Linked DNA regions of Mus musculus: regions 1, 2 and 3 are each linked to region 4. The links are chromatin loops, found by intact Hi-C in ENCODE. Cell type or tissue: heart. All regions are shown on one strand.

Region 1 (5,000 bases), 130 kb before region 4:
AGAGACACTTCAGACTCCAGAGCCGTATTCTAGACAGCTCTTAGATGTCTTGTCCAGGGACCAAAAGTTCAAGAGGGAACCTTGACTGCCCAGGCTCATCCTTAGATTCTCTGCAGTCAGAATATAATCCAAAGATCCCAGTCCTTTTGCCAATCAAACTCCCAACCTTACCTCTTGCCTGTGGTAAGAGGTGTTCAGAAAGCCATGGTAGCGTTGCCGCAGGGCCTGGCCCAGCTCCCAGTGCTGTAGCATCCCTTCCTGTGGGCAAACCTGAGAGTTAAAGTCCAAAGAGGAGCTGGGCATGGTGGCCTTTAATCCCAGCAGTCACTCTCTGAGTTCAAGGCCAGCCTGGTCTACAAAGTGAGTCCAGAACAGCCAGGGCTCTGTTACACAAGGAAACCCTGTCTTAAACCTCCCCCAAATCCCCAACCCCTGGGGAAAAAAAAAAAAAAAGTCCAAAGAGAGGGGATTAGCCACAAGTCCTATGTATGGCATTTAGGCATTCTTCCCTTGGCAAGAGGTGAATTTGATTCCAGAAGTGGCCAGTTGTAATGATACTGTCCCCTGCACAGAGTTGTTAAGAAATCTGGTCATAGCCAGAGATGTAGCTCACTGTGCTTAGCATAGACAAGGTTCTGGGTTTAATTTCCAAAACCACAAAAACAAAACAACAAAATAGACATCTGGTCCATCAGAACCCATGTGGGAAGCTAGTAGTTTAAGGAGCCCCAGTTTCTGTGCTCCAGATGTGATTCATTCCGTAGCATATCCCGAGACCTTGCAGGTTGGCTTTTGACCCACCTTGGTTAGCTGACCAAATCCCTGGGGCCATTTCTCTTCCTGATAGGGGTCCTTGGGATATGTCTTCACTGGTGACCGATCTCCATGTCGATACAGCTGAGCAAAGAAAATGGTGTGTCTATAGAATCAGAAGGGTCTTCTAGTTAAGGACAGGACCCACCTCTGCACATGCCAGGAAAGGAAATTTCACTCCATCTTTCTCTACTGAGCGATGAAAAAAGACCCCAGTTCGGGCGATGCAATGTAACCTGAGATAATAGGTAAAGCCCCAAAGCACAGGTAGAAGAGTAGTGAAAGCAACGCCTTCTGGGGGAGGAAGTGGGCAATGGGACTGGGAAAACAAAGATCAAAGTCGTCTTTATGGGTGACTTTCAACCTTTTAACTAAATTCCCATCCTAGGGAAGAATATCTCCTACTCGGTCGTCCTGCCCTAAAAAAAAAAAAAAAAAAAATAGCCTAGGGCTCCAAATCAATTCTTAATCCAGCCGCACAACCCACTATGGGCCAGCGGTTTCCTAAACCGGTTCTTTCTCCTCCTTGAGAAGTGAGACCCCGGCCCCAGAACACAAGCTCTGCCCCTCCCTCTACCAGCCGGCCTTTGCCCTTTCAGCTTTGGCGAACCCGTTGGTGACTCCGTCACCCATTACCAAGGTAACAAAGCGTAGACTCCGGGCCTGTATGGGTGGCATCACCGTTAGGCACATGCCAAGAAGGAACTGGAGAAGAGCCGCCTGGCTCCAACCAGTCTGTCTGCCGGCCATCACTGTTGTAGGCTGTGTAGCAAGAGGCCGGAACGCCTTGGGCGGTACCTGCTGCAGCCGCCCGGATGCATTCGTAAGGACACTTGCCGGAAGTGCAGCCTTCGCCATCTTTCTTTGGGTTGCGGGAGACCGGGAATGAGAAAGTCTGGTGGGAGAAGGCGGAATTTGGGAGGGAATGCAAATGGAGAAGGTTTGCGATTGGCGGTGATGAACGAGGGTGGGACTGTTGCGCGACCTTCCGGGCAGAAAAGGCTTAAACACCTCGCTTTTGTAGAGGCGCTAGGTCAGGCTTACCCCTTCTTCTACAAAGCTGGTGCTTGCCCTGGTTGGGGTCTGGGCCTGGAGAGCGAGTGCCTGCTTTGAGGAATGCTTCTGAAAATGATCCCAGAGCCTCGGCTGGTGCAAAACTGGGGCAAGGTGTGGGGAAGTACAGAGCCTAACTTTCTGCTCTTGGGTGTGTAGTTTAGTGTAAGCCTTGGCTTAGACACTGTTCCGATAAGCGGGCTTGTTTGAGATGTAGGGTACTGCATGTAACCAGCCCTTTGGACTCCCTGTGTCCTTGAGGTAGATCCAGTCTAGTCTGCCATTCATGTCCTGAACAAACCTTCGTACTCCCCAGTTTTTTTCAGCTCTTTTCTTGTGCTTACCGATTTCTAAATTAAATTAGACTCAAACGTCATGTTTGAGGAGGAGTTGGATTGCATAGGATGTTCCGATTTCCCAAACCCACTACATTGAATTCTTATGGGAGGAATCTCAGAAAACTACATCAGTTTTGATGCAGGCATATAACTGGAATTGCCACAGAATCAGAGTTCCTCCAGACATTAGCCTTTAGGATTTGGAGGCAGGCAGCCAGTTGGGTGTCTGGATGTTGTGATTCCAAACCTTAGAGTGACACACAGTTGCAGATGAGATCTTGGGCCCTTGATATGCTTTAATGCAAATCTGATCAGAATTGATACTGTCCCAGGACTCCAAATAAAATTATGTACCTTACTGCCTAAACTTTACTTTCGATGTCACCTTGAGAAAGACTTGGGGAGAATAAGAAGGCTTCAAAACTAAATAGTTTTAAACTTAAAAACAAACAAATCTATGTGGTGCATGCCTTTACTTCCAGCACTTGGAGAGGGGGGTAGATGTCTGAGTTGTATGTAGGCCAGCCTGGTCTATAGAGCAAGTTCCAGGACAGCCAGCGATACATGGAGAAATACTGTCTGGAAAAAACAATGATGAAACAAAATATTTTCTATGTATGGGTGTTTTGCTTGCATGTATATCTGTGAACCATGTATATACAGTGTCCTTGGAGGCAAAAAGGCAGCATAGGATCCCCTGTAGACTTTAAGCAGCTGTGTGGGTGCTGGGAATAGAACCTGAGCCCTCCTCTGAAGGAGTTGCCAATACTTCTAGCTGCTTAGCCTGCAGCCTCAGTTCTTTTTTTTTTTTTCTTTCTTTTAGATTTACTTATTATTATAAGTACACTGTAGCTGTCTTCAGACACACCAGAAGAGGGCGTCAGATCTCATTATGGGTGGTTGTGAGCCACCATGTGATTGCTGGGATTTGAACTCAAGACCTTCGGAAGAGCAGTCAGTGCTCTTACCCACTGAGCCATTTCACCAGCCCCTCAGCCTCAGTTCTTAATTTTCTTTTCTCTTTTCTCTCTTATTATTTTGATTTTTGAGACAGGGTTGCTCTGTGTAGCTCTGGCTGTCTTGGAACTCTGTGGACCAGGCTGGGTGTTGGGATTAAAGGCATGCACCACCTTGCCTGGCTATTTCTTAACTGTTTAAATCACAGGTTTCCTATAAATCACATGAAAAATTAGCCCTCTCTCCAAAAAAAATGTGTCTACACATGAACACAGAATATAGTTTTGCATATAATGTCAAGTGATTCACAAAGATCCTCCATCAACTTATAAGGTTAGGAAACCAACCCAGAGAAAAGTAGTTTGCCTAAGCGTATACAGTTTAGAGAGTGGATTGAAATTCATTTGCTTATTTTTGTTGTTGTTTGTCTTTTGAAACAGGGTCTTATATAGCCCAGGCTGGCCTCCCACTTCTGATCCTCTTATTACCACGTGCTGAGCTCTGGAATTACAAGTGCGTTCTGCCCAACTCAGCAGTTTTCTTCTCAACCTCCCTCTCTTCTTTCAGACAGGATTAGGGTTTTGCTGTGTAGCCAAGGCTAGCTTTGAACTTATTACTGCCTCACTTCTGAAATGTACAAAGTATATATTACCACACCTAGTTTGAAATTGAAATTTTCTGATTTTGGGTTAATATATAATCTGTTGTTTATTTTTTTTAAATATCTATTTATTTGTGCGTGGCATGTATAGAGGTCAGACAGCAACTCTCAGTGGTCCATGCTCTCCTTCCACAATGTGGGTCCCAAAGTTTAAACTCAGGTGGTCCAGCATGATAGATAGCACATGCCCTTACCTGCTGAGCCATCTCACCAGCCCCACATCCCAACCCTTTTTAAAATATAAAATGTGCTGGTGCATGCCTTCAATTCCAGTACTTAGGAGGCAGAGGCAGGTGGATCTCTGAGGTTGGGGCTAGCCTGGCATAGAGAGTTCTAGGACAGCCAGAGCAACAGAGAGAAACCCTGTCTCCAAATAAAATAAAAATAAATAAATAAATAAATAAATAAATAAATAAAGAATGCCTCACAAATGTCCATGTCATCTTCAGGCAGGGACTATGAAAATCTCTCTGTATTGCTCCATTTTTAGTTTATGCGCTGCCAAAGACAGCAGTGTAATGGAAAGTTTCTTGTAGCCTGTACATATGGCAGCCCCAAGGTATCTGGAGATTTTATCAAAGGAAATCATTCACATAAGTGCCATCGAATGGAACATGATTAACTGACAAGTGCATTTAGTGGAAGTTTTTTGTTTGTTTGTTTGTTTTCAGACAAGGTCTCACTTTGTGGGCTCTAAAGCTCTCCTGCCACTTTTCTTACATGCTGGTAGTATAGGCGTGCTCCTCCCACATATGCTTGTGGAGTTGTTTCACTTTTGTTCTGTTTTTCAAGACAGGATTTCTTTGTGTAACCCAGGCTGTCCTAGAACCAGCTCTGTAGACCAGGCTGGCCTTAAACTCACAGAGATCTGCCAGCCTCTGCTTCCCCAGTGCTGGGATTAAAGGCACTTGCTACTACTGCCTGGCAACTTTAAGACTTTTTTTTTTTTTTTAAAGATGTATTTATTTTTATTATATATAAGTACGCTGTAGCTGTCTTCAGACACTCCAGAAGAGGGAGTCAGATCTCATTACGGGTGGTTGTGAGCCACCATGTGGTTGCTGGGATTTGAACTTCGGACCTTCGGAAGAGCAGTCGGGTGCTCTTACCCACTGAGCCATCTCACCAGCCCAACTTTAAGACTTTTATTAAATATCCCAGCACGCCAGGTGTGGTGG
Region 2 (5,000 bases), 120 kb before region 4:
CTCTTCTGGTCCCTCTGGCTGCTTGTTTGGCCCTTGTCCTGTGCTTTAATGTGGACCCATGGGAATTGGAGTTCACAGCAAAACAGGAAGAGCCTGTGAGCAGGAAACTGGGAATGGGGCATGGGATGAATGGCCAGCAGTAACCTCAACGCCTGCTTCTCACATCTGAATTGAAGCATCTGCAGCCCACCAACCCTGCTGACCACCAGCCCTGCTGACCACCGATCTTGGCTTCTTCCATCTCAGTACTTCTCCTTCAGACTGGAGAATGTTCTGGACTCAGACACAGGAAGAAAAGAGCCCGGAGAAAAGACATCTGAATTCTGATCTCAGTTTGGCCAATGTGTGGTCTTGGGCAAGCTTACAAACAGCAGTGTGCGCTGTAAAACAGAGCCGTTTACTCTTTAGTAAAAGGCGAAAGATTTTAGAGCCGTTTACTCTTGGCGCTCCCTCAGGAACCAGGAGATAATGAGAGATTTGTATATGGCAACAAAGATTCAGAAAGTTGACAAAGCTTCAAGGTTCAAGGTTATGGGAAGACAAACCACTAAAGGAACTGGGAGTGGACAGATAATCCCCGCCCATCCTTGGACATTACTGTGACACACTGTGTTGATCTTTATTCTCACATTGATCATATGTGGCAAAACTATCATCATCGTCGTCATCGTCCCCATCTTAAAGAAAAAGAGAGGTTCAGAGACATTAAAGAAAAAGAGAGGTTCAGAGACATTAAAGAAAAAGAGAGGTTCAGAGACATTAAAGAAAAAGAGAGGTTCAGAGACATTAAAGAAAAAGAGAGGTTCAGAGACATTAACTTGCTCAGTCAAGATGGCCTAGTTGGATGGGGCAAAGTTCAGCACAGAAGTGCTTTCCTAGCCTAGGTTATAGCCCTCCCTGCGTTGTAACTGTAACACGGAGGTTTGAACCCAGAACCCTAAAGAGAAATGATTGTGGTGAATTGGAATGAATGCAAGCTAACAAGTGTGGAACAGAAGAGAGAGCCATTTGTTTGTTTGTTTGTTTGTTTACTTATTCAACAAAAAGAAACATAGTCTCCTCTCTAAACCAGCTGCTGATCCCCTTGGGAGATTAAATCAGAAAGGCATGATGTATTCCTTCAGGGCTAAATCTCTTGTCCCAGGAAGCAAGGCAGGAAAGCTATGGCTTTAGAGTCAGTAGATCTTGACACCATCTCAGATGGGGCTGTTCCGTAGATGAGGTTGCCTTCTTATCTATGGGGGGGGGGGTGTCTATTCTGGACTGGCCCCTGGGTTGCTAATGTCTGCTTCTCTCACTCCTCCCCCAGGCCTCTTTTTATTGGCCTCTTCCTTTCTCTGTCCCCCTCAGGGCATCCACACACAAACTCACTGGAAGGCCCAGCACCTGCCTGTCTTCACCCTTGGAGTTCTACTGGCTTGGCTCAGTCCTGGGGCTAGTGGGGAGAGCTTGGCGCCTTCCCAGAGGCAGGGGAGGAGGGAGGCTGGGAACACAGGCTGGGGCTTGGTGTCGCAATTCCGGGCCGTGCCGGGACCTTTGCTCCGCGAGGTGTCTTTGGGAGGAGGGGGGAGGGAACGCTGACTCTGGAGGCTGCTGGGATTAGGGTGGGGGTGACTGAGAAGCAGTCCTTCTGTCAGAGCAAAGAGCCTCCAGGGTGAGGAGAGGAAGGAGAGAGATGGAACTAGACCGGTCTGCGGGGAAACGCGACAGTTTTGGTAGAGGGTAGGGGACAGGGTGGCGCCGGCTAAGAGGGTGGCCGGCCGGGGAGGAGTTAGTCTGGTGGGGAAGCTACCTCGTGGGCGGGGGCCTAATGAAGCTAAGAGTCTTGGGTCGCCAGTAGGAAGGACCCCTTGGCAGTCCCTCCCCTTGGCCTTTTCCTACATTACTGCTTCTCCCTGCTGGCCCCTGTGCGCTCAGCTCTTGTCACTGGCTGCCCGCTGCGGCCTCGAAGGCCAGGTACTGCAACACCCTCTTCTCCCAGCAAGGGGGCTCCAGAGACTACGCAGCCGGGAAGTCTGGTGGCCTGGGGATTCGGCGAGTCTGCTCAGTGGCTGGGGGGCTCTATCCTTGCATCTGGGTGGGGAGGGATGTGATGGGAGGATGTTCTAGAAGTGAGGAATATCTAACGGGACATCTGGGCGGGGATAGAGTTTTACTAAGTCTCAGAAGAACTGGAGGGGTTCTGGGAGAGGAGGCCCGCTACTGGTGAGATTCTTGAGACAAGAACTTAATACTAGGACTTCAGTAACGGCAGGGAAAAGATTATAATAAACAGACCCATAGAGTGAGCTTCGATCCAGTCTTGTGGTTCTGCCAACTTTGGCTTGCCCTAATGTCAGACCAGATGGAAGGACCCTCCACTCAGCCTGGAGACAGGCGCAGAAAAGGATAGAACAAAGCTGAGAACGCAAACAAGTCAGGATTCTACTCTTGGCTGGACCACCTCCACCTGTCTGTCTATAGGCAGTTTCCTTAATCTCTTTGAACCTTAATTTGCTTATCTTTAAAATGAATTTAAGAATAGGCCTGACAGGGTGGAGGTTGTAGAGTTCAATGGCCAACCATTTGCCTAGCCTGCCTGAAGTGTCCTGGGTTCAATCTTTAGAACTGGGAAAAAATTTATATATATAAATGAATGGGAGAGAGAGAGAGAGAGAGACTCCTGAATTCAGCCAGGTTGGTGCTGCATGCCTTTAATCCTGGCATTCGGGAGGCAGAGGTAAGTGGATTTGAGTTTGAGGCTAGCCTGGTTTACACAGAGAGAATTCAAGGACAGCCAGTACTACATAGAGAAACCCTGTCTCGAAAAACAAACCAACCAATCAAACAAAGAAATCCGGACTTCATAGGGATATAGTAAAGAAGGCTTCATAGGCTAATCTATGAGAAGTAAATGTCAGTCGATGCTGTGAGGACAGAAAAAAGGCACAGGGCACAGAAGGGAGCCCAGGCCTAGTTCTGGAAATGTGTAACCTGGCTTGTTCCTGCAGGACAGTGTCTTGGTAATGTCCAGGGCTCCAGGAAGAGATGTCCTTGTGGCTGGAGGCCTCAATGCCTGATGTTTCTCCTGGTAAGCTGTTTTATTCAAACCTTCTCCCCGGAGCCCAGGTCTCTGGCTCCTCTCCTACCTCAGGAATCAGCCCCCTCCCCTCACTGCATCCAGCACCCCTTAGAAGCACTGCCAGATCTAAGTGTTGCTCAAACCCTTTCCCCTGGTTCTAGTGCTTGGTCAGTGAAGTCCTCAGTCTGGGCTTGCTTTTCTGGGAAAGCTGACACGTCTCATGCTTAGACAGCTCTGGCTTTGAGAGTTCTGTCCGCTCTATGAAGTGGATGCCCTCCATCATCCCCCCAGGGGGCAAAGGCTAGCACCTTTAAGATCATTTAAGATCTTGATGTACTAGTTGGGCAGTGGTGGTACACGCCTTTAATCCCAGCACTTAGGAAGCAGAGGCAGTTGGATCTCTGTGAGTTCAAGGTCAGCCTGAACTACCCAGAGAAACCTTATTGTGTGTGTGTGTGTGTGTGTGTGTGTGTGTGTGTGTGTGTGTGTGCGCGCGCGCTTGTGTAGGGTGTCTTGATATGCAAAGGGCTGCAACCAACACCAGTCTTCAATCCTACGGAGTACTGGAATCTGAAATCATGAGCTGTGGCTTAGCTACCTTCTTTTTCTGTTTGTTCTTTGTTTGCTTTGAGACAGGGTTTTTCTGTGTAGAGTGGCTGTCCTAGAACTTACTCTGTAGACCAGGCTGGCCTCAAATGTAGAGATCCACCTGCTTCTGTCTCTCAAGTGCTCGGATTAAAGGTGTGCACCACCACACCTGGCTAGCTTGCTTGCCTTCTAAGGGTAGAGTTGAGTTTGTAGTTTCCCAGCCAAGACACTTGGGGATGGAGTCTAGATAGGACCTGAACCCACACCCATTCTCCCGTGCTTCTCTTGGGCTCAGATTCTGCAACGGAGTTGTGGAAGACAGAACCTCAAGATGCAGGAGACCAGGGAGGCAACACTTGCATCCTCAGGGAGGAAGCCAGGATGCCCCAGTCAACTGGGGTTGCTTTAGGGATAGGGTTGGAGTCAGCAGAGCCTACAGCCCTGCTCCCCAGGGCAGAGACCCTCCCAGAGCCGACAGGTAAGAGTCACCTGGATTTGGAGAAGGTAAAGTCTCCCTAGATAGGGGAGAGAAACTCTGGGGCTCTTTGCTTTCTAACGTCACAATTAAATCTGAATGCTCTGGGTCAGCTAGACACGGATGACTTTGGTATGAATTGTGTCCATATCTTAGGCGTTTCTTAGCCTCAACCTCCCTTCTTGTGAATTGAAATTAATCCTATGATCATCTTAAGGATCGATGCTTATAAAGAGCTCATGTAGAACTTAGGACATAATAGTCCTCCGTAAAGGACAGAAATTGTTATAACAGATTAGCCAGGCACTGTGGCACGTCTTGGTAATTCCAGTTACCCTGGAGGCTGAGACAAGATCACTTGAGTCCAGGAGTTCAAAGGCTACATATTATGAATCAGAGAGGAGGGGAGGGGGAGAGAATAGCATTCAGTGGAGGGAAGGAAATGGAGAATGCCTAGCTAGGAGCGATCAGTGGAGGGAGAACATTAAATCTTGTGTCTCTATCCAGAGCTTCGTCCACAAAAGCGGAAAAAGGGCCCAGCCCCCAAAATGCTGGGGAACGAGCTGTGCAGTGTCTGTGGGGACAAAGCCTCTGGCTTCCATTACAACGTGCTGAGCTGCGAGGGCTGCAAGGGATTCTTCCGCCGCAGTGTCATCAAGGGAGCACGCTATGTCTGCCACAGCGGTGGCCACTGCCCCATGGACACCTACATGCGGCGGAAATGCCAGGAGTGTCGACTTCGCAAATGCCGCCAGGCAGGCATGAGGGAGGAGTGTAAGTGTCCAGGGCAGGAACTGGGAAGAGTTGACTGGGAAAAATACTGGTGCCCTGCTGTGAAGACAGACAGATGCTTACACTTGCAGAGATCTCCTGAGT
Region 3 (5,000 bases), 150 kb after region 4:
CAGCTCCGGTGGTCCCAGCTCCGGTGGTCCCAGCTCCGGTGGTCCCAGCTCCAGGAGGGCTGACATAGAACAAGTGTCATGTGTTTCAGTCCAATTTACTAGAGAGATGGCTTAGCACTTAAGAGCACTTGCTGCTCTTGGAGAAAAGTGGGGTTTAGTTCCCAGCACCCACATGGAAGGCTACAATATCAGCAACTGATATTCTAGGGGATCCAATACCCTCTTTTGGCCCCCCTGTGCCACTCTCTCTCTCTCTCTCAAAAAAGATATAATAATACTATTGGATCATTTATTTTTTTGAGACAGACATCTGGCCTGGAACTCTCTATATAGACCAGACTGGTTTTTAACTCAGAGATCAACCTGCCTCTGCCTCCTGAGTGCTGGGATTAAGGGGTGTGTCACCATGATGGCAGACTCAATTCTTACTATACTTTCCAATCCCCACACTGAAAATGGCATGTCTGCTTCACTTATCGATTTAAAGTAAATGGGCTATTTTTCCTTACCTTTTTTTTTTTTTAAGATTTATTTATTTTATGTATGTGAGTACACTGTAGCTGTCAGACACACTAGAAGAGGGCATCAGATCCCATTACAGATGGATGTGAGCTACCATGTGGTTGTTAGGAATTGAACTCAGGACCTATGGAAGAACAGTTGGTGCTCTTACCCTCTGAGCCATCTCTCCAGCTCTACACGTTCCATTTTAAATTTAATACTTGTTAATTCTTTGAGGATCTCATACATGTATTAATGCACTTTGATAAAATTCATCCCCACCCTCCAAACTCCTCTCAACCTACTCTTTCCTTCTTGGGTATTATTACGAGTATTTCTTTGATAAGAATAAAATATATCTCTTTTTTAAAAGGAGGAAAAAGATGACAGACAGTGGTAGCACATGTCTTTAATCCCAGAACTCAGGAGGCAGGGACAGGTGAATCTCTGAGTTCAAGGGCTGCCTGGTCTACAAGAGAGTTCCAAGACAGCCAGGGCTACACAAAGAAACCCTATCTTGAAAAACGAACAAACAAATCACCCCAAATCAAAACCAAAAAGGAGGGGAAAAGCAGCAGATACAGGTTAAGAGTATTTTCTTGTGGCTGGAGAAATATTTAAGCAGTTAAGAGCACTGGCTACTCTTCCAGGGAACCCTGGTTTGATTTCCAGCATTCTCCAGCTTTCTCTCCGAGTCACGCTCCAGTCCCATGGGTTCCAACATCCTCTTTGGACTCCTTGGACTTTGCACCCAGGTGATGTCATACAGGCAGGCAAAGCACCCAACACACACACTTTTTTTTTTTTTTTTTTTTTTTTGAGACAGGGTTCCTTTGTGTGTCCTGGAGCTAGCTACATAGCCAGTAGAAGACATTTAGGGCTTCATAGTGTGACCTGGTTTTAAAAAAGGAGAGGGGGGGGGGCGGGGAAAGACAGAGAGACAGAGAGACAGACACAGACAGACAGACACAGGGCAGTAGACCACCACCTAGGTTCAAGTTCAGGTTCCCTGCTCCCCCAAGAGCAGCTGACAACCACCGCTTTTTTTACAGGCAGACTCGGCTTCTCCAGGGCCTTCCCTGTTTAGAGGAGCCTCTCTGCTGAGCCTCCTCCTTAGTGATGGGTGCACTCCGGGGTCACGGCCCCTCCCTAAGGTCAGGGGTTGGAGAGCCGGCCCTGCTCCTTAGGCAGGGTCACAGTTTCACCCGATCTTGCCATTCCACTCCCTCCACCCGACCCCTCGCCGCGCCTCGCGGCGCCTCTCCTTTGGAGCCATGGCTCCTGTTCCGGGATCCCTCGGGCAGGGCCGGGACTCCGGGGACTCAGCTTCGAAGAGTCGGGAGGCATCAGGTGGCCCTCAGCTCTCGTCCTCCGCGTCCTTCTCGCGGTGGCTGGTCGCGAGCCCCGGGGCCGGTGGCTGGCCGCTGCGCCTGGCGGGGTGGGGCGCCTCGCCACTGCGCCTGGCGGGGTGGGGCGGGATGGCGGCCTCCGCGTGGCTGGAGGCCGGCCTGGCCCGGGTGCTCTTCTACCCGACGCTGCTCTACACAGTGTCCGGGGGAGGGTGCGCGGCCCGGCGCACCGCGACTGGTACCACCGCATCGACCACACGGTTCTGCTGGGCGCGCTGCCGCTGAAGAACATGACGCGCCGGGTGAGAGACCGCCGGGCCGGGCCGGGCCGGGCCGGGAGCGGGCCCAGGGCCTCTGCGGGCGCCCCGCGGCCCTCGCTGAGCCTCCTCTTTGCCTCGGCAGCTGGTACTGGACGAGAACGTGCGCGGGGTGATCACTATGAACGAGGAGTACGAGACCCGATTCCTGTGCAACACCTCGAAGGTGAGGACCCGGGCCCTCTGGCCTGGCTGGCCCAGCACTCGGGCCTGGGAAAGCTGGAGAAGCTAGGGGAAGAGGAAGGACGCCGTGGGTGACCTTGTCTCCGAGACCAGTGTTGGAGACCTAGTTGCCTTCTCAAGTTCTGTGTATGTGGGTCAAGCTCAAATGGCTGCAGGTGGAAAGACGCTGAAGCTGATAAGCCAGAAAGAAGTCTTGCGAGTCTGGAGACTCAGGTGGCAGAGGCAGGATCTTTTGAGCCCAGGAGTTCAATGTGTCCTGGCCATTGTCTAAAAAGAGCGAGCTAACCCGCTGTGGGTGGCTCACTCCTGGAATTTCAGCCCCCTTAAGGCAAGAAGTTGTTCCAGGCCAGCTTGGTGTATTGTATGTAGTGAGCTCTGGGTCAGTCAGGACACAGGACAAGGAAGTCCTGCTTCAAAATGGGGACGGGGGGTACAGTTCTTCATGCACAGAATTGTACATGTATATGCTACTTTTCCTTTGTTTGTTTATTTTGAGACAGGGGTCTTAAGTCCTGATCCGATTCTCCTGCCTCCACTTTCCAAGTACTGAGATTACAGGCATGTGCTAATACACCCATTTTGTATTTGTGATTTTGGTCACTAACCTCAGTAACTAAAATTGTGACTTGTGTGTGGTGGTTTGAATATGCTTGGCTCAGGGAGTGGAGCGAGAGAACCCTGACTAATACAATGTGCCTTGCTGATTTCATTCATTTCAACACATATTTTAGCATCAGGTTTGAATTAGTTATTGTAGCTTTGGAGACGAAGGCCAACTGTAAGAAAAGCATTTCTTTAAGAGTGTGGCTCATACCTGTTATGTTAGCACTTTGTGAGTGAAGGTGGGAAGATCAAGAACTTGAGACCAGCCACAGTGTGTGGTGAGGTGGAGGCCAGCCTGGGCTACATGAGCCTGTGTCTAAAAACAAAATCACAGATAAGAAAAGGGTACCCTCTTCCTGCCAGGCATAGTGGTGCACACTTTTAATCCAGCTCTCTGGAGACAGAGGAAGGCAGATCTCTGTGAGTTTGAGGCCAGCCTGATCTACAAAGTAAATTCAAGGTTAGCCAGAGCTACATAATGAAATTCTGTCTTGAAACCCCTGCTCCAAAGAAAATTATAAAAGAAGAGCACCCCTTATTATATATGCTATGTTAATAGTTATCATTGAGAATCTGCAGAGTGGGCTGGGGATGGATTTCAGTTGATAAACTGCTTGCCTGGGATACACAAAGCTCAGTGCAGAAGGCAAACAAGGCATGGTAGTGGCACAGGGCCGACATCCCAACACCCCAGAAGCAAGAGGATCAGGCATCCAAGCTCATCCTGAGCCACACACGAGTTCGAGGCTAGCCTGGGGTATATAGGGCCCTTTATAGAAAAAGAACAAAAGAACATGACTGTCCCCGGAATTTCCCAAAATATTGTCACAGGTCTCAAGGGGGTCATTAGCTGTCAGAGTTAATACTCACTAATGTGATCAACTGTATAAACGGAGAGGCCACCAAAGCCACAGACAACGCTTGACATGTGAGTTGCTGCCTTTGTAAGATGGCACTAGCCTAGAGCAAAGAAATCTCCAAATCTCCAGGATGCCTAAGGACCTTCTGGCAGCCTTGCTAAAGTAGCAAGTTCCTGCCTCCAGCCACCCTCACTTCCACCCCCTCAACCCTGATATATTCTGCATATTTACAGGATTTAGCTGCATATTTAACAACTCTGAAAGTGGTTCTGGTTCAGTTGATATACAAGCAAAAATATGCCTTCAGGTTCTGCTGATTTGATTGGTGGGATTAAACCAGCCTTCTTGCAGTCATTAAGTTGCAGGGACTTGCTAAAATAGCAAGGAACATGGAGGCCCACACCTGTACCTTCAGCACCTGGGAAGTAGGGGCAGGAACATCAGCTCACAGGCATCCTTGGCTACACAGTGAGAATTGAGGTCATCCTTGCTTACATGAAACCTTATTTAAAAACCAACAACAACAAAGAAGCTAGTAAAAGCAGCTAGAGTGTATTTGAAGTCTTAAAGCAAAAACACTGTTGTCTAATATAACAAAAGGCTTTATTTCATTTCTCTAGTTTCTTAAATAATGTTACACAAAACCAGGTAGGCTTTTCATTTTACTTTGTTTTTTTTTTTAAGGAGTGAAGGAAGTCTTATTCTATAGGGTAGACTATTCTTGAACTCTACTCACAGCATCCTAGCCTTGGAACTTTAGGCATGAGCCCCCACTCTTGTCTAAAGTATGTTGTTTTAACTTAAAAATAACCCCCTTTTTTTTACTATGTACCTCTCAAAAAGTGGAAAAAATATTTATGCACTAATGGTAGAATATATATTTTACTAGTGATCCTTGCCTACAGCTGGATCACTGCATAGGCCCTAACTAAGGCAAAAACATGCTTCCTAACGTTATTTTAAGTGGGGGAAATCTCAGGAGCTAACTTGGCAGGCACTACACCACTGACCTACATCCTTCAGCCCCGTAACTTTTGCAGCTGAATTTTTTTAAAAAGATTTATTTATTATTATATCTAAGTACACTGTAGCTGTCTTCAGATGCACCAGAAGAGGGCATCAGATCTCATTATGGATAGTTGTGAGCCACCACGTGGTTGCTGGGATTTGAACTCAGGACCTCTGGC
Region 4 (5,000 bases):
ATTTCCTGAGGAAATTTAAATCATCCTAATATGAGTAATCATTCATACTCATTATTTATTTTATTTTTTCTTTTTCTGTGTGTGGGTTGGGTTGTTTTGGTTTGGTTTTAGTTTTGAGATAGGGTCTCTCTATTTTTTAGCTCTGGCTGTCCTGGAACTTAACAGGCAGATTAGGCTAGATCTCACAGAGATCCTCTTGCATCTGCCTCCCAGGTGCTGGCTGGGCATAAGGTCCTATTTATTTATTTATTTATTTATTTATTTATTTAATTGGTTTTTTCGAGACAGGGTTTCTCTGTATAGCCCTGGCTGCCCTGGAACTCACTTTGTAGACCAGGCTGGCCTCAAACTCAGAAATCCGCCTGCCTCTGCCTTCTGAGTGCTGGGATTAAAGACGTGCGCCACCACGCCCAGCTTTTATTTTTATTTTATTTATTTTTTTATTTTTATTTTTTTGAATCAAGGTCTCATTATGTAGCCCTGACTGCTCTGGAACCATCATGTAGACCAGGCTGGCCTGGAACTCACAGAGGGCTAGCTGCCTGCACCTGACTCCCGAGTGCTGGGACTAAAGGTGTGTGGCACCAACCTGGCACTCTTCTGTCATTTTATTCATTCCTCACTACACACAGACACAGAGACCTAACACTCTAACTGCATATACATGAACACTACTGCCAGAGAGAGGAACCCAGTATGTAGACCAGGCTGACCTCAAACACAGAGACCTACACGTGTCTGCCTCTTGAGTGCTGGAATTAAAGGCATGTGGACCTACCATGCCTAATCTTATTCATTTATTTGTGTGTGCATACTTGCAAACACACGCACACACACACACACACACACAGAGGGAGAGAGAGGGAGAGGGAGAGGGAGAGGGAGAGGGAGAAGGGAGAGGAGAGGAGAGGAGAGGAGAGGAGAGGAGAGAGGAGAGAGCACCCAAGTATATGTTTGTGCAGCACACACATGAGAAGCCCATGGAGATCAAAAGAGGGCATCAGATTTCCTGGAACCATATACAGGTGGCTGTGAGCCATCATTTGAGTACAGAAAACTAAACTCACGTCCTCTGGAAAAGCAGCCAGTGCTCTTAGCTGCTGAACCATCCATCTGTCCTTCCCCACAAGATCACCTTTTCTAAAGTTTGTTTCAAACAATGGATCTTTTCACCCTCCTATCTCTGCTCCAGTCTCTGTCCCCAACCCCTCCCCCTTGCTCCTTTAATTCCTTAGATTTTGTTGGTGTCACTTCCAGGCCAGGTGAGAAGAAGGTTTATACTAAGAAGGATTTGTAGCTGGGTCTTGCTAGTGTCCGTGCTGGCCAGGAGCCCTTTGACCTCTAGAATGGCAGGAATGCTGACAGTGTTATTGTGAAATCATTTGCATATTGTGAGGTACTTTGCATAAGATGGCATGGTTTGCATACAGGGAGGAAGATATCTTTAAAGTTCTAGTGTGGCAGCCCTAAACATCTTCTCCCTGTGGCAAAGAATCTGACTAGGCATTCTGTCTCAGAGCTTGCAGAAGGGCTTAGAAGCCCATCCTGGGAGACTTACAGGGTTGGCGAGGCGAGCCAGACAGGAGTATTTGGAAGGCGCTGGAAGTCTAGGAAGCATGCGTGTTATATTAGGCAGGTGTGATGGTACAGGCCTTTAATCCCAGCACTCGGGAAGCAGAAGCAGGCAGATCTCTGTGAGTTCAAAGCCAGTCTGGTCTCTAAATGGAGTTGCAGGACAGCCAGGGCTATACAGAGAAACTTTGACTCAGGGTTGGAGGGTGGAGGGAGGGGTATAAAAGGCTGGGGTTGTAGTTGATAGAGTACTTGCCTGGCACACACAATGCCCAGGCTGTCAGCACTGCATAAACTGGATGTAGGAGGGCACATCTATCCAGGCAGTCCACAGGTTCCAGGTCATTCTCTGCTATATAATAAGTTTAGGGGTAGTCTACATGAGACCTTATGTCAAAAATATATAAATAAATAAACCAAGAGTGGTGGCACACGTATTTAATTCTAGCACTGAGGAGGTAGAAGTAGGCAGATCTCTGTAGGTTCAAAGTCAGCCACATCTACATAGAAAGTTCCAGAACAGGCAGGGGGTTAGGGCTACATAGAACCAATCTCAAAGTAAAACGACAACAACAACAACAACCACACACACAAACACACACTGTGAGGTAGGGCATCAACTGTGATGTGTGAGTTCGGTCTGCTCTCGGAGCGCCCAGAAGGAACAAGGGACCATAGAGAGCCGCAATGGTAGGTGAGGACTAATGAGCCCCTCACTCTGTCACAGCCAGCCCAGGGGAGCACTCATTCGGCCTCTGCTGAATGTCTTCCATGTCAGTTACTGGCTGATTCCCAGAGAAGGATGCAAACATGTATCGGATCGCAAAGGAGTGGGGGGTGTTAGGCCACATCCACACCTTAGCTCCAGCTTAGACATGAGGTGGCCATCGCACGCCCTAGGGAGAGGTACATCCAAGTTGAATTCCGCCTCTGCCATATGTGTGACATATGTCTGACCCTAGGTCAACAGTCAGTACCCACCTGAAAGATAAAAACGATTTGGTAAAGTTAACACTGATTACTGAGTAAATGGTCAGTAAAGGGCTACCCTAGATCAGAGAACTGTAGCCATTGTTATTGCCACTAACTGCTCCTTCGGTCTAAGAGTTCAGGTACAGCTTTGTCAGGGTAAGAGAACACCAAGTCCTTTGTTGTATCCTGGCTTGAAATTCCAGGGCACAGGCTCTAGAAACGTGTACTGGACTTCAAAGGGTTACAGTCCTGGAGACGGTGGCCTGAGGTTCCAAGTGAAAAACCAAAGCATAAAAATAATTCGATGAGTAAGAATAAAATTCCCTCTTCTGAGGTACCCAGAGCCAGGCCCCTCCTTGCGGCAGGCACTTCCCCTTTCCCTAGCTCATGGAGGAGCCAGGCCTGCTGACTCAGAGAGCCATAGCCCTGCTCTCGTCCCGGGACGGAGCGGTTTGGCAGCCGTGCGCGCCCCCGTGTGGCCACTGCTGGAACTGCATCCTCAGAAGGACGCCACACTGAAGCCCCGCCGCCCTGTTGATCCCGGTTCCCGCGTGGGTGCCGCCCTCACCCTAGCTTAACTTGGCTAAACGCGATGCCCACGAGGGTACCCACTTCCGTCCTACTCTCCCCGCAGCCCCAGAATCCGCCCCGAGCGGAAGTGCGCTGACCGCGCGGGTCCCCCATGGTATGAGGCGGAAGCGCCTCCCCCGCCGTCGCTCCGTCTAGCCCCCCGGAGCCGCGCGCGTCGGGTTCCGGACTGTCCCGTGTGACGTGGCTGCACGCCGGGGGTGGCTCCGGGCTGGGGGCCTAGTGGTGGGGCCGGGCGAGGCAGAGCGGGGCGGGGCGCGACACTGCAGCTGGATGGCCGGGCCCGCCCGGAGCGCTGCATCTGCTGCCGCTGCCACCTCTGCCACTGCGCGGTGAGTGATCGCTGGACCCTCAGGCCGGCGTCCGGGGCGGGATGGACCGTGTCAGTTCCCAAACCTGTCGCGACTCGTCCTCAGTTTAGGAGTTGAACTTGCCTGCTCTTTGGCTCTTTACCTCTGACGTCCCACGCTCTGCCCCTCAGCCCTCCCTGCTGCCCCGCTTCTTGTCTTCTCCTTCCACCAGACATTCTAGCTCATTTTATTGACTTTCCTTTCTCTTGCTTTCTCCTTTCTCTCCATACCCCATACTTCTCTGCTGAACCTGTGGTCCCCCCTTGCCTCTGCATGACCCGCTAAGGTCTTGGCCTGGCGAGGGCCTGCCTTGGTCCCAGTGAAGCTTTGCTCGTTTGTTTGTGCTGGTGTTGGCAGTGGCGGCCGCGAGGGGTCGGGGAGGGCTGGGGCAGGGGTCACTAATTATGGCCTGAAGATTCCAGACATAGGCTTGTAGCCCACCAATCAGAGACCGATGATTTCTCTCTTAACATCCATTGGCAGATGAGGAAACTGAGGCAGTTTCAAGGTCACAGCCAGTAGAAGACGGGGCAGATCACATTTAAACTTTCCAGATTGAACTTCTGGCTTGGTTGACTCACATCCCCATCCGGCTGCCATCAGTCTGCAGAGCACATTCCTTCTGCGAGTGCTTCAGACCTCCCCTGGCATTCAGAGGACTTGCATTCCCTCCTCGATGCCAGCAGCTACCTGCATTGTCAAGTTCACCTCATATTCATCGCTGTTAGGGAGCTCTGTTACCTCATCCATTCCCTGATGAGGACACTGAGGCTCAGGCTCATAAGGGACTACAGTCAGTTAACAATCTAGAGCACCAAATTAATTAGCCATAAGTTAGTTACCACAGCCTCTGGCTCTGGCAACTGTGAGGCATCTCTTCTCTTCAGCCCCACCTCTTGTCTCTTGGTGCCCAAGAATAAGATCATTTAGGAGGAAGAGGTTTGGACTATGACTCAGTTTCCCCACCTGTGTTTCTTTGTACCACGCCATCAAGCTAAACAGTGCTGGCTTTAGACCCTGGGGTGTCTTTACCGGCACATTCTGGCAGCCAAGCCTCTCCTGGCAGCTAGAGGCACCCAACAGGGATGGTCCCTCCTCCGGTGGCTGAAGGAGCCCAGCCAGTGCCTCACCCAGTCATTAAGGAAAGTTTAGCCTCAGGCGGACACATTGACACATAGGCTGGAGCCAGCTCAGAAGGAAAATATGTGTGGTTCTTGGGAGACGTGTAGATGGGCAGAGGGTGCTCCGTGCACCCACCCTGGGGATTGTTTCCGCTGCAGAGTGAGCAGGAGGGGGATGCCATGGCCGGTTGAGAGGTGGGAAGAGACGCTGTGCTTCCTAAGTGGGGTGTGTGGTCCAGGGAGGCAGCTCACGTGAGCAGTCTTTGTGTTTTCTAGCGCCCGGCATGCCTGGATGTCCCTGCCCTGGCTGTGGTATGGCAGGCCAAAGGCTCCTCTTCCTCACTGTCCTTGCCCTGGAGCTCCTGGAAAGGGCTGGAGGTTCCCAGCCAGCCCTCCG

Evidence for each region. Hi-C counts contacts between places; a loop is a spot of excess contacts. Peaks named below come from ENCODE experiments on the same cell type or tissue, not always from the same donor. Only the 100,000 strongest peaks of a DNase experiment are listed, where the experiment ranks them.
Region 1: it touches region 4 in a loop (2.3-fold over the local background); 8 of 42 quality-filtered maps call a loop at or near these places.
Region 2: it touches region 4 in a loop (2.1-fold over the local background); 8 of 42 quality-filtered maps call a loop at or near these places.
Region 3: it touches region 4 in a loop (2.2-fold over the local background); 8 of 42 quality-filtered maps call a loop at or near these places.

What each region holds. Positions count from the first base shown.
Region 1 is chr2:91,199,498-91,204,497 of GRCm38, reverse strand. Acp2 (acid phosphatase 2, lysosomal) reads right to left here and starts at 1,586. Exons shown (of 11, transcript NM_007387.2): 1 at 1,450-1,586; 2 at 802-897; 3 at 172-258. The coding sequence starts at 1,563. Gm23390 (a small nuclear RNA gene) reads right to left here and starts at 4,334; the gene lies at 4,231-4,334. It also overlaps a transcript of Nr1h3 not described here. In heart, a CTCF peak has its summit at 3,114 (motif pointing right); a DNase peak (open chromatin) is centred at 1,677; H3K4me3 peaks cover 2,183 bases; H3K27ac peaks cover 1,759 bases.
Region 2 is chr2:91,191,687-91,196,686 of GRCm38, reverse strand. Nr1h3 (nuclear receptor subfamily 1, group H, member 3) reads left to right here and starts at 1,571. Exons shown (of 10, transcript NM_001177730.1): 1 at 1,571-1,722; 2 at 2,991-3,070; 3 at 3,945-4,127; 4 at 4,632-4,898. The coding sequence starts at 3,028. In heart, a CTCF peak has its summit at 1,972; DNase peaks (open chromatin) are centred at 1,496 and 1,836; H3K4me3 peaks cover 1,274 bases; H3K27ac peaks cover 1,047 bases.
Region 3 is chr2:90,914,762-90,919,761 of GRCm38, reverse strand. Ptpmt1 (protein tyrosine phosphatase, mitochondrial 1) reads left to right here and starts at 1,712. Exons shown (of 5, transcript NM_025576.2): 1 at 1,712-2,050; 2 at 2,053-2,152; 3 at 2,253-2,333. The coding sequence starts at 1,776. In heart, CTCF peaks have their summits at 1,946 and 4,934 (motif pointing right); DNase peaks (open chromatin) are centred at 1,881 and 2,401; H3K4me3 peaks cover 2,886 bases; H3K27ac peaks cover 2,478 bases.
Region 4 is chr2:91,068,619-91,073,618 of GRCm38, reverse strand. Slc39a13 (solute carrier family 39 (metal ion transporter), member 13) reads left to right here and starts at 3,304. Exons shown (of 10, transcript NM_026721.3): 1 at 3,304-3,464; 2 at 4,880-5,000. The coding sequence starts at 4,888. It overlaps Gm39874 (predicted gene, 39874), which reads right to left and starts at 3,268. Exons shown (of 2, transcript NR_166131.1): 1 at 3,113-3,268; 2 at 1,996-2,553. In heart, a CTCF peak has its summit at 3,044 (motif pointing left); DNase peaks (open chromatin) are centred at 2,318, 3,148, 3,788 and 4,668; H3K4me3 peaks cover 2,831 bases; H3K27ac peaks cover 2,742 bases.